Linked DNA regions of Homo sapiens: region 1 is linked to region 2. Evidence: chromatin loops called from intact Hi-C (ENCODE). Cell type or tissue: endothelial cell of umbilical vein. All regions are shown on one strand. Each heading gives the region's core, and the rest is flanking DNA. Links, peaks and the distances in the headings are about the cores only.

Region 1 (5,387 bases), core at 140-5,139, 61 kb before region 2:
TGTAAAAGTAAACCAAGTTTGCTGAAAGGCACTGAAAAGTATAAGCAAAGAAAAAATGGATTAGAAAGGCACACTGTTAATAAACAGAACGCTCTTGTCAGAAAACACTCAGGCTACTGTTTTTAAAGAGTCCGCTATTCCTGCAGCTGAAATCAAGACATGTTTCAAATTCTTTAGGTTTTTTCTGTTTCTTTTTTGGATTGGATAGGGGAAGTGGTGGGGAAGAGGTGGTGTTAGAGAGAGGAGGGATGGAAATGTCATGTTCAGAGTTGTTGCTGTTAGTTTTTTCTTTAAAGGTATATGTGCAAACAATTAATTGAACTTGATTTAATTAATCCAAGAGTATAAGTAGGCAGGAAGAAACTTACTCATTACATTGGAAACTATTGGACATTGTTATACTCACAGTATGACTTTCTTTCCAAGGATTATAGCCTCTCTTTTTATTTTCAAGAGCAGTGGGCTTTTAGGCTGGGCTCAGTGGCTCATGCCTGTAATCCCAGCACTTTGAGAGGCTGAGGCAGGCGGATCACCTGAAGTCAGGAGTTCAAGATCAGCCTGGCCAACGTGGTGAAACTCCGTCTCTACTAAAAATACACAAATTAGCTGGACATGGTGGTGGGGGCCTGTAATCCCAGCTACTTGGGAGGCTGAGGCAGGAGAATTGCTTGAACCTGGAAGGTGGAGGTTGCAGTGAGTTGAGGTCGTGCCATTGCACTCCAGCTTGGGCAACAAGAGTGAAATTCCATCTCGAAAAAAAAAAAAAAAAAAAGCAGTGGGTGCCGGGCGTGGTGGCTCACACCTGTAATCCCAGCACTTTGGGAGGCCGGGGCGGGCGGATCACAAGGTCAAGAGATCAAGACCATCCTGGCCAACATGGTGAAACCCCGTCTCTACTAAAAATACAAAAATTAGCTGGGTGTGGTGTTGCATGCCTGTAATCCCAGCTACTTGGGAGGCTGAGGTAGGAGAATCACTTGAACCTGGGACGCGGAGGTTGCAGTGAGCCCAGATTATGCCACTGCACTCCAGCATTGCGACAGAGCAAGACTCTGTCTCGGAAAAAAAAAAGAAAAAGAAAAAGAAAAAAAAAGAAAAAAAAAAAAAAGCAGTGGGCTTTTGTGGAATGACGCCAATAGAGATCTGGGCCAGGAGGCCTGTTCTGAGCTAATCACCTCATTTATGGGTGTTGGAATCCACAAAGCCAGAGGTTGAGGGGGAGCCTGTGTTGGCCCAACAGAGTACAGCTGTTTTCTGTCACCCCAAGAATAAAAAATGATGGCCTTAACTCTTGGATACCATCCCACGGACTCCCCCTGTTTTGTTTTTCAACAGAAAACATCCTGTTTCATCATGCATATTTAGTAGAATAATTCAAATATGCCTCATAGAAATAATTAATACTTTTTCTTACCCCGAGAGTAGCCAGAGATGATGACACTATTTTTTAGTACCCACGGGGTATAAATTAAGAAGATTAATGCTCCCTGCATGTTCTTAGACAGATGTGAGAAAGATATATGTATAAAGTATTATTTTCCATGATTCTCTCTTGATCAAATAATTCTCTTCCTCTTCTTTCATTTTGAGAGCTCTAAGATTGCTTGCAATTATCTGCTTTTGGGGGAAATGGGAGAATATTGTTTTTTATATACTTGCTGAGATCCACAAAGTAGGAAAATATTCTTTATAGAGTCCTGTAACAATTCCTAATTTTATCAGATAGTCTGGAGCAATGGCTCCCAAACATTTTTTGACCTTGAACTTCAGTAAGATATGTATTTTTCTTGATAACCCAGAACATAAAAATACACACATACATGACCAGAGGGGAACACAGAAGTTCGCTTTAGACTCAAATTTTTTCCAAAATCTACCATTAAGCTTTGGATAACTGGCCAAATGGTGGAATGCCAACTTTATTTGGCACACCAAGACTTCTGCTTGAGCAAGGATTATAGAGTGCATCGGTAACCCTCATGCCTCATCACTTTAGCAGCATCAGTAATGCAAACAAGGCATGACATATGGATTTACTGTTACCTTAATATTCACTTTGAAGGTTGGGCCTGGTGGCTCATACCTGTAATCCCTACACTTTGGGAGGCCGAGGTGGGAGGATTGCTTGAAGCCACGAGTTTGAGATCAGCCTGGGCAACATGACTCCCGTCTCTACAAAAAATGAGCTGGGTGTGGTGGTGCATACCTGTAATCCCAGCTACTTAGGAGGCTGAGGCAGGAGGATCTCTTGAGCCTGAGAGGTTGAAGCTGCAGTGAGCTATGATTGCACCACTGTACTCCAACCTGGGTGACAGTGAGACCCTGTCTCTCAAATAAATAAATAAATAAATTAATTAATTAATCAAAGAAAAAAGAAAAAGAAAAAATTTGCTTTGGAAACAAGTAATTTCTCTAAATGTAACAGTTACAATGTGTGCCTTTCTGATTTGCCTTTTGTGGAGGTGGCATGACCAGGGTAACTTTTTTTTTTAATTCCTAGGACTGAAATCATTTTCTTCAATTTTTCCCCAAGAAAATTTTCAATATTAATATATTGAAATTCTCTCAGTTGAATGTATAAATGATTATTCATTGTTGGAGGAGTAAATTATTTTAATAATTAATGATGATAATGAGTCCGAATTTTAAGTATGAAAATTATTATATAAAGAGTAAAAATTACAGGCATAGATTGAGAATTAATGTTGAGAGAGTGTGATTGCTAGTAATTCTGGGGAATCCATTGTATTCTTTGTGGGACTACTTTCAGTGACATTATATCATCATCATTAAGCAAATATTCAGGCCCAGGAGATGAAGAGATTAAGTCTTGACCTCAGTTGGTTCCTATCAGGGAGGAAGGATAGCTTACTAATGTGCTGGCAGCGTCACTTCCGGCAGCAGTGACTCTGGCAGAGCTAGCGCAAGAACATCTTGCTTTTTCTACAGACCTTGTTTTAGAGAGAGGATTTGTTTAGTTTTACAGAAGTCCCATCAGGCTGCAGTTAACAGTACCAAGGAATTACCATTTCTGCCCTTTTATATCAAACTTTTAAAGTGAGTCTACCGGAATTTTAGTAATAAGAGTGTAATTTTAATTATTTTTTTGGATAAAATCTCAGGTTTATTCTTTTTTTTTTTTTTTTGGGTGGAGTCTCACTCTCTTGCCCAGGCTAGAGTGCAATCTTGGCTCACTGCAGCCTCCACCTGCTGTGTTCAAGAGATTCTCCTGCCTCAGCCTCCCAACTAGCTGGGATTACAGGTGCCCGCCAACACGCCCGGCTAGTTTTTGTATTTTTAGTAGAGATGAGGTTTCACCGTGTCGGCCAGCTGTTCTCCAACTCCTGATCTCAAGTGATCTGCCCGCCTCCACCTCCCAAAGTGCTGGGATTACAGGCATGAGCCGCCATGCCCGGCCAGGTTTCAGATTTATTCTTGTATCCCAGTAGTTCATTCTGTTAAAGCCACATTTGGCTTTGGCAAATATTAATTTTAGCATTTGGTCATTTGGCATTAGGCCAAAAAATGTGTATTTGGTAAATTTATTAATTAAATATCCATCTACCTGTCCATGCCCAATAAGACAAAATTTCACAAAACTGTAATTTCTTCTATTATGTATAGTGTACACTGGTCTTTCTGACCCATTTAATTTTCTTAAAGTCAACTAAATTAGTTTCTCAATCTACTAATAGGTCATGACCTTCAGTTTAAAAGTGTTGAGGTGACTCACTGTGTTCTGGGATTAGTGAAACAGTGAGGAGGGGTTATTTTTGTATGCAATATTTTCTTCCTACGGAAGATGACCGGAAGGGATTTCTAGTTATGTTCCACTCCCAAAAATGCAACTTAAGGTCTCAAGGCATGTTAAGACTAGTAACAATGAATTAATGCTACCACCAAACAATTTTCTATAGTGGCTGTACTAATTTATGCTCCCACTAGCAGTATCTGGGAATTCTATTTGTTCTATAATGCTTAGCAATGCTGGTATTGTTTTTAAATTAATAGACTATTTTTTTTAGAGCAGTTTTAGTTTTACAGCAAAATTGAGTGGAAGGTACAGAGATTTCTCATATACCCCTGCTGCCACACATGTGTAGCCCCTCCATTATCAACATCCCTCACCAGATACAGCATTCTTAAAAAGACATTTGTTAGAATTGATGAATCTTCATTGATGCATCAATGCATCATCATCATCCAGAATCCATAGTTTATGTTAGGGTTTGCTCTTGTTGATGTGGTTTCCATGGGTTTGGACAAATGCGTAATGGCAGTGATACTCTAATAAACCATTAGAGTATCATACAGAGTCGTTTCACTGCCCTAAACATCCACTGTACACTGCCTTTTCAACTGTACCTCCCCCAACCCTTGACAACCACTGATCTTTTTACTGTTTCCATAGTTTTGCCTTTTCCAGAATGTCATATAGTTGGAATCATGTAGTACATAGCCTTTTCATGTTGACTTTTCACTTAGTAATACGCATTTTAGTTTCCTCCATGTCTTTTCATGGCTTGATAGCTCATTTCTCTTTAGTGCTGAATAATATCCCATTGTCTGAATACACCACAGTTGATTTATCCCATTGTCAGTATTTTTCACTTTAGCCATCAGAGTGAGTATGTAGTAGTTATCATAGCCATTGTAAGTGAAGCCCATCTAAGTGTCTCACACTTCTTAACATTCTTAAAAAGACATAAGTGAAATAGTCTATCTATTACAGATGGCCAGGGGCTGATATTTTAAATAGTCATTCCTCTTGCTGTTTATCGTATATCTGTGTATCTGTCTCTTATAGTGAGCAGTTTCTTTCTTTTTTTTTTTTTGAGACAAGATTTCACTCTGTCATCCAGGCTGGAGTGCAGTGGTGCAGTCATGGCTCACTGCAGCCTTGACCTCCTGGGTTCAAGTAGTCCTCCCACTTCAGCCTCCTGAATAGCTGGGACTATGGGTGTGTACCAACCGCAACCACACCTGGCTAATTTTTAAATTTTTTTTGTAGAGCTGGGGTCTCATTGTGTTGCCCATGCTGGTCTTGAACTCTTGGGCTCAAGCAGTCCTCCACTTTGGCCTCCCAAAGTGCTGGGATTACAGGTGTGAGCCACCGTGCCCGGCCCCAATCCCTTTTTAATGATATCTGAGTGGCTTTCTTTAGAGGCTTCTCCAGTTTTTCACCAACAGGAAATAAAATAGATTAGAAATTCTTTGCTCAAATTTGTAAGCCCCAGGCCCGCCTAAGTGCTGTTTCAGGGCCTCAAAAATGAGCTGACACATACTCTGTTTGCATAACTTAGAGCAGAAATTTCACCTAGTTACCCTTTGCCTGTAGAATATCCTGTTGCAGAACCCTTCTCTCTGCCTTTGCCCTGCCTCTACCA
Region 2 (5,387 bases), core at 146-5,145:
GATTTTCTTTTGTTCTGTATCTGTGTTTTCTCTTTGCTCTGTAAGCATACTTAAGACAGTTGTTTTAAAGTTTTTGTCAAGTAAGTCTGAGGTATGGGCTCCCACAGGTACAGTTTCTTTCAGTTTATTTTGTTCCTTTGAATGGGCTACAATTTCCTGTTTCCTGTATGCCTTGTGATTTTTTTTATTGTTGAAGGTTATAGTAGTCTGTTTGTTTAGTATTTTTTCCAAACTATTATTGAAAAGACTATATTTTTTATCATGTGAGGTCATAGAAGTCTTTGTTCCTTAGCTTATATTCAGCTAGTGTTCTGACTGAGATTTCCGTGAGTGCCAGGAACTAAAAACAAAACAAAACAAAGGGAGAGAAAGGGAAAACCACCTCTACTAATCTTTCCAGACTGCCTCTGTATATGTGCATGTGTGCCCTTCCTTCAACAGTTAGCCATCCTCACACTGAGTCTACAGATCAACTCAAGGTGAAAGTGTAGGGTCATCTTAGGTCTTTCTTCTGTATGTGTTTTGTCCTGGGTGTGTACATGGCTTTCTAAATTCCCAGTATACATGACTACTTTTGAATGTCCTGATTTCCTAAAGAAATTTTCCTCAGCCTTTGCCTTGGGCAACTTATTTTATGTTTTGACTATAATCTTTTGTCCCAGGCACCTGAAAGTTGTTAGTTGGGCTTGTAGTATTTGAGAGCATTGCTTTTTTGGCCTGATTTCTGAGGTAGAAAAAGAGATGTTTGCTTTCCATCACTCCTTCAGGTAGTCCCCAGACAGGTTAGAACAGACATACATGATTTGTGGATAATATCTGCTCTGCTCCACTCCCTCTTGAATCAGAGGAAAGCGTCCTACACTAAGAATGCAGGCAGCCCCTGCTTCAAGACCAAATCTGCTATAAAATCACCACAAACTTTCCTAACATTTTGTTGTGCTTTTTTTAATTCAGTTTTTGTTTGCTAGAGTTCTGAAAAAGTTGATTCTGATAGTTTATTCTTGTTTTTTAGAGTTTCTGTGGGAAATGAGAACTGCAGCTGCCAACTTCACCATTTTGCTGATGTCACTAAGTGCAAGTTTGACTTTTCAATTAGACCATCTATGCCTAAAGAGTAAGAGCTGTGGTTAATCTTCATAGTTGTGTTTTTCTCAGCATTTAGTGTACAACTTTATATAAAATTGAATTCAATGTATATTCAACTTGAACAGTGCTGTATTCATCATTTACTGTACATTCTAGTGTTAAGTCATATATACATTCATTCATTCAACAATATTTATTGACCTCTTGTATTCAAGGCATGCCCTAGCTGAGTTATAAGGGTGAATCATAGAGGTAAGATTTCATTCCTAAAGGAGTGAATATCTAAAGAAGGGAAGACAACAATAAATAACATTAACAAAGCAACAGGTTGGTTTGTGTTTCCTTGGAAAGATGGCTCTTTTGGTGCTGACTTCTTAGATAACAGAAGCTTCAGACTAGGCTCTGGGGAAGGATCTGAAAGCAATCCCTCTTCCTGGACTTGGTGGTTTGTGCTTGTAGTCCCAGTGACTCAGGAGGCTGAGGCAGAAGGATCACTTGAGCCCAGTAGTTTTGAGTCCAGTCTTGGCAACATAACAGGACACTGTCTCAAAAAAAAAAAAAAAAAGTAACCCCTCTCCTCTTTCTGACTTCTTCCTGTACCCTTTGGGTTTGGAGAAGAAACTGTGGACATTCAAGGAAGTGCTGAAGAGGGGACAGCTCCTAGTTCTCCAACTCTTTTGTTATTTGTTTGAAAATTCTGAAATCTAACTCTTGGCTCAACTCCCTTGTTTAGCTTTGGCTTTGAGGCGCCTGAAATTTATCCCCCAACTTCCCCTGCAACCTCTACTCTCTAAATTGAGGATTGCTTAATTCCTTATTTAATATTTCAAATGTGGATTGTTGTATCTTGAAAAATATTCTCTGGAGGCATAACATTTAATTAAGTTTCGTCAGGGTAATGGCAAGGAAATTAAATTACATATTGTTTTTGTCAGAGTAGTCAACTAGAGTGCCACTTGCATGTCAAGCCTTTTTCTCAACAAAGGTTTTAAGAATATTTATATGCTTGGAGAAGATTTTTGTTTTTGAGTTGATTGCCTTTCATATTCATATTATTCTACCACAGTCTACAAATAAAGGACAAAACAAAACATCAGAAAGCAAAATTGCCTTGATGAAAAAAAAATATAGTGCTATTTTAATCTTAACCTTAAAGTGTTTACCCCTGTGGGTAATGGTATCATCTGAAGGGAATATAAGTGCCACATGCTTACACTAAGTGAGTAAAAGAGTATCTGTGAAGTTATTCAAAAGGATAGAAGAGATGAAATTTTTTTTTTTTTTTTGGCACACAAACCCCATGAAGGTCAGTTAATAGCAGACAGTTGTGTCATTAAATAATTTTGGATTTAGTACTATTTTTTAGAAAATTCCTGATTTAAATTGAGAAAAAAGAAATAGCCCAGAGCAGTCTGAGCTATGTGAGGTGTGCAACATTTATAAGGCCTGGAGATTCATGAATATGGGACATAGGTCATCCCCCAGCCCCTACCCATGCCCAGGAGCAATTGTTTAAAGGCATTTCGTTCTTTTTTTTTTTTTTCCACGTAGTTTCCTGACTAGCTGACTCACCCATTATCTTCATGTTCCTGGAATTTGTGATACAAAGAAAAATGTATAGCCAATCTAGCTTATGTTATTTTAATGTAAAAACTTGGTAAACAACCTAGGACCTGCCTCTTCATTTTTCCTTTAACAGCCCACTTGTGGCCCGGTGCAATGGCTCATGCCTGTGATCCCAGCACTTCGGGAGGCTGAGGCCAGTGGATCACAAGGTCAAGAGATCGAGACCATTCTGGCCAACACGGTGAAGCCTTGTCTCTACTAAAAATACAAAAATTAGCTGGGCGTGGTGGCTCGTGCCTGTAGTCCCAGCTACTCAGGAGGCTGAGGCAGGAAAATCGCTTGAACCCAGGAGGTGGAGGTTGTAGTAAGCCGAGATCATGCCACTGCACTCCAGCCTTGTGACAGAGTGAGATTCCATCTCAAAAACAAACAAACAAACAAACAAACAAACAAACACCCACTTGTATACTTGTAGCTGCTGCTAATTAGAGCATATATTCTGGGAAACTTGAAACTATTCTCCCCAGTTGCAGTCCTCAAACTTGGTCCAATAAACTCTCTACTTGTATTAATTTTACCTCAGTTTATCCTTTAGGTCAACAAGATGAACAGTTGAATGAAGTCATAGAATAATTGCATACTTTTGTTGTTCATTTTGGCTAAGTTGCCCTTGCTCAAATGCTGAATGAAATGTATGGATAGCATGGCTAGTAGTGTCCTCTATCAGAAAAGCTAATTTATTTATTCATTCAATTCATTCATTTATTCAATCATACAACAAATATTTATGGAGTGCCTAGTGTATGGCAGATATTGGTGGTGAATAAAGCTGACATGTTTTTTCTATGTTTAACTGAGGTCTAGTTTAGGAGATAAACAATAAATAGGTAAAGAATATGAATTATGATATGTGGTATGCAGAAAGGAACCAGGGGCTCTGTTAGGGAATAACAGGATTTCTTCAGTTGAGATTGTCATTTGAGAAAAGGGAATGAAAATGAAACTTGATAAATGAAAATAAAATCCTAGGCCCCCCAAATGACTAAATGGACCCCCTCTTGGCCAACAGGATGCCAGAGTAACCTTGAAAACTGAGTTCTTGGTCATGATGGGATGGGAGATAGGACACGTCTTATTATACCCATCCCCTCACTAACCACCAACAGGCTTTCTTCCCTGAGGGCTAAACAGAAACCAGTTCTTTCAAAACATTTTACCTCTGATGTCACCCAGCTTCCTGAGGCTGCTCCCCCTTTTTGCAGTTTCAGCACAACAACTGACCAGCATTCCTTCCTGATAAGAGACCACCAACCACAGAGTAGTTCTGACCAGTCTACAGAGGATGAGTAGTGTGGATTTTCATGTCCTCTCTTCACCTTTTGACATCAGAGGGCTGAAAACTCCACCCTTGGATCATGCTAACACTGCCATTTTTTGTGCCTGGGTTCCATAGAGAGTCACGAAGCTCTGTGCATGTGCTTGTTTCTCCTTTCATAAATACTCATGACTCCTCCTCTAGCTTATTTTTATTTTTATTTTTGAGACAGAGTCTTGCTCTGACGCCCAGGCTGGAGCGCAGTGGAGCAATCTTGGCTCACTGCAAACTCCGTCTCCTGGGTTCAAGTGATTCTTCTGCCTCAGCCTCCCAAGTAGCTGGGATTATAGGTGCCCACCACCATGCCTGGCTAATTTTTATAATTTTAGTAGAGATGGGGTTTCACCATGTTGGCCAGGCTGGTCATCTCAAACTCCTGACCTCAGGTGATCCACCCGCCTTGGCCTCCCAAAGTGTTGGGATTAGAGGCATGAGCCACTGCATCCGGGCCTCCTCTAGCTTATTGAATATGTATATTTGGCCACCCTGTTCATCATAAATTCTTGTTCCCCTTGCCCTTCCCATGAAGTGTGTTTCTGGCTTCTGGCTGGGGGATACACTTTCCCAGACTGTTAGAAAGGCCACCCTGCAGGCTGCAAGCCTTTATATGTATAAAAAAAGCTCTCTTTTTCAAATTTATGAAACTCATGATTCTTCAGTTGACAGACTGGATGAGAAGGAACTCTCCAGGTAAGGCATATGGGATTTTGAAGCTTCCAGATCCAGGGGAAGGAACATGCCTTGAAGCTAGAAAAACCTTGCTTTGTTTAAGATATAGAAAGTAGGGCTGGAACAGAGTGAAGGAGGGAAAGACTTTCTAGGACAAAGTTAGAGAGGTAAGCTGAAGCCAAATAATCCAGGTCAGTGTCAATCCTTGATGATGGGATAAATACAGAAATTGAAAATAAGCTTGTAAAGCCTTTTAAATGATTTGACATAGTGGTTTGATAGCTCTTCAATCTAATGAAAAAATTGGACTTATATTTTGATGTCTTATTTCTGGTTTCATTTTTTCTAGTAATTCATTTTTATTTTATCTTATAAAAGTATCCATCAGAGAGGAATTGAAAATTGAAAAGAAAAAAAAAAAAAGAAAAACAAGCTGGTTCTTTACCATAGATAGTTTGAGAAGCATTGCTGTGAGATCTTATAAGTTCCAGTAAAGAGTTAGATTTTATTTTTAAGTTCAAAGGGAAGTCATAGAAAGTTTTAAGTTTTAAGATTCACTTGAATTGATTTATCCTTTAAAAAGACCACTATGGGGCTAGTTTGGCTAGCACACATGTCAAAAAGTGGACTCCTTTGGCAGATGAGGATATATTTCCTAGGCATTTTATTGACACATGAAAAGGAAAAGAGT

Evidence for each region. Hi-C counts contacts between places; a loop is a spot of excess contacts. Peaks named below come from ENCODE experiments on the same cell type or tissue, not always from the same donor. Only the 100,000 strongest peaks of a DNase experiment are listed, where the experiment ranks them.
Region 1: it touches region 2 in a loop (7-fold over the local background); 3 of 110 quality-filtered maps call a loop at or near these places.

The regions. Positions count from the first base shown.
Region 1 is chr9:75,105,894-75,111,280 of GRCh38, forward strand. All of the region lies in intron 1 of OSTF1 (osteoclast stimulating factor 1), which reads left to right. Among named protein-coding and RNA genes, the nearest start is that of OSTF1, 20 kb to the left of the region's middle. In endothelial cell of umbilical vein, for the core only: no CTCF peak of the experiment used is centred there; a DNase peak (open chromatin) is centred at 2,868; H3K27ac peaks cover 1,895 bases.
Region 2 is chr9:75,167,153-75,172,539 of GRCh38, forward strand. It overlaps LOC105376090 (a long non-coding RNA gene), which reads left to right. Exons shown (of 2, transcript XR_001746731.3): 2 at 1,013-1,410. Among named protein-coding and RNA genes, the nearest start is that of OSTF1, 81 kb to the left of the region's middle. In endothelial cell of umbilical vein, for the core only: no CTCF peak of the experiment used is centred there; DNase peaks (open chromatin) are centred at 339 and 2,639; H3K27ac peaks cover 3,218 bases.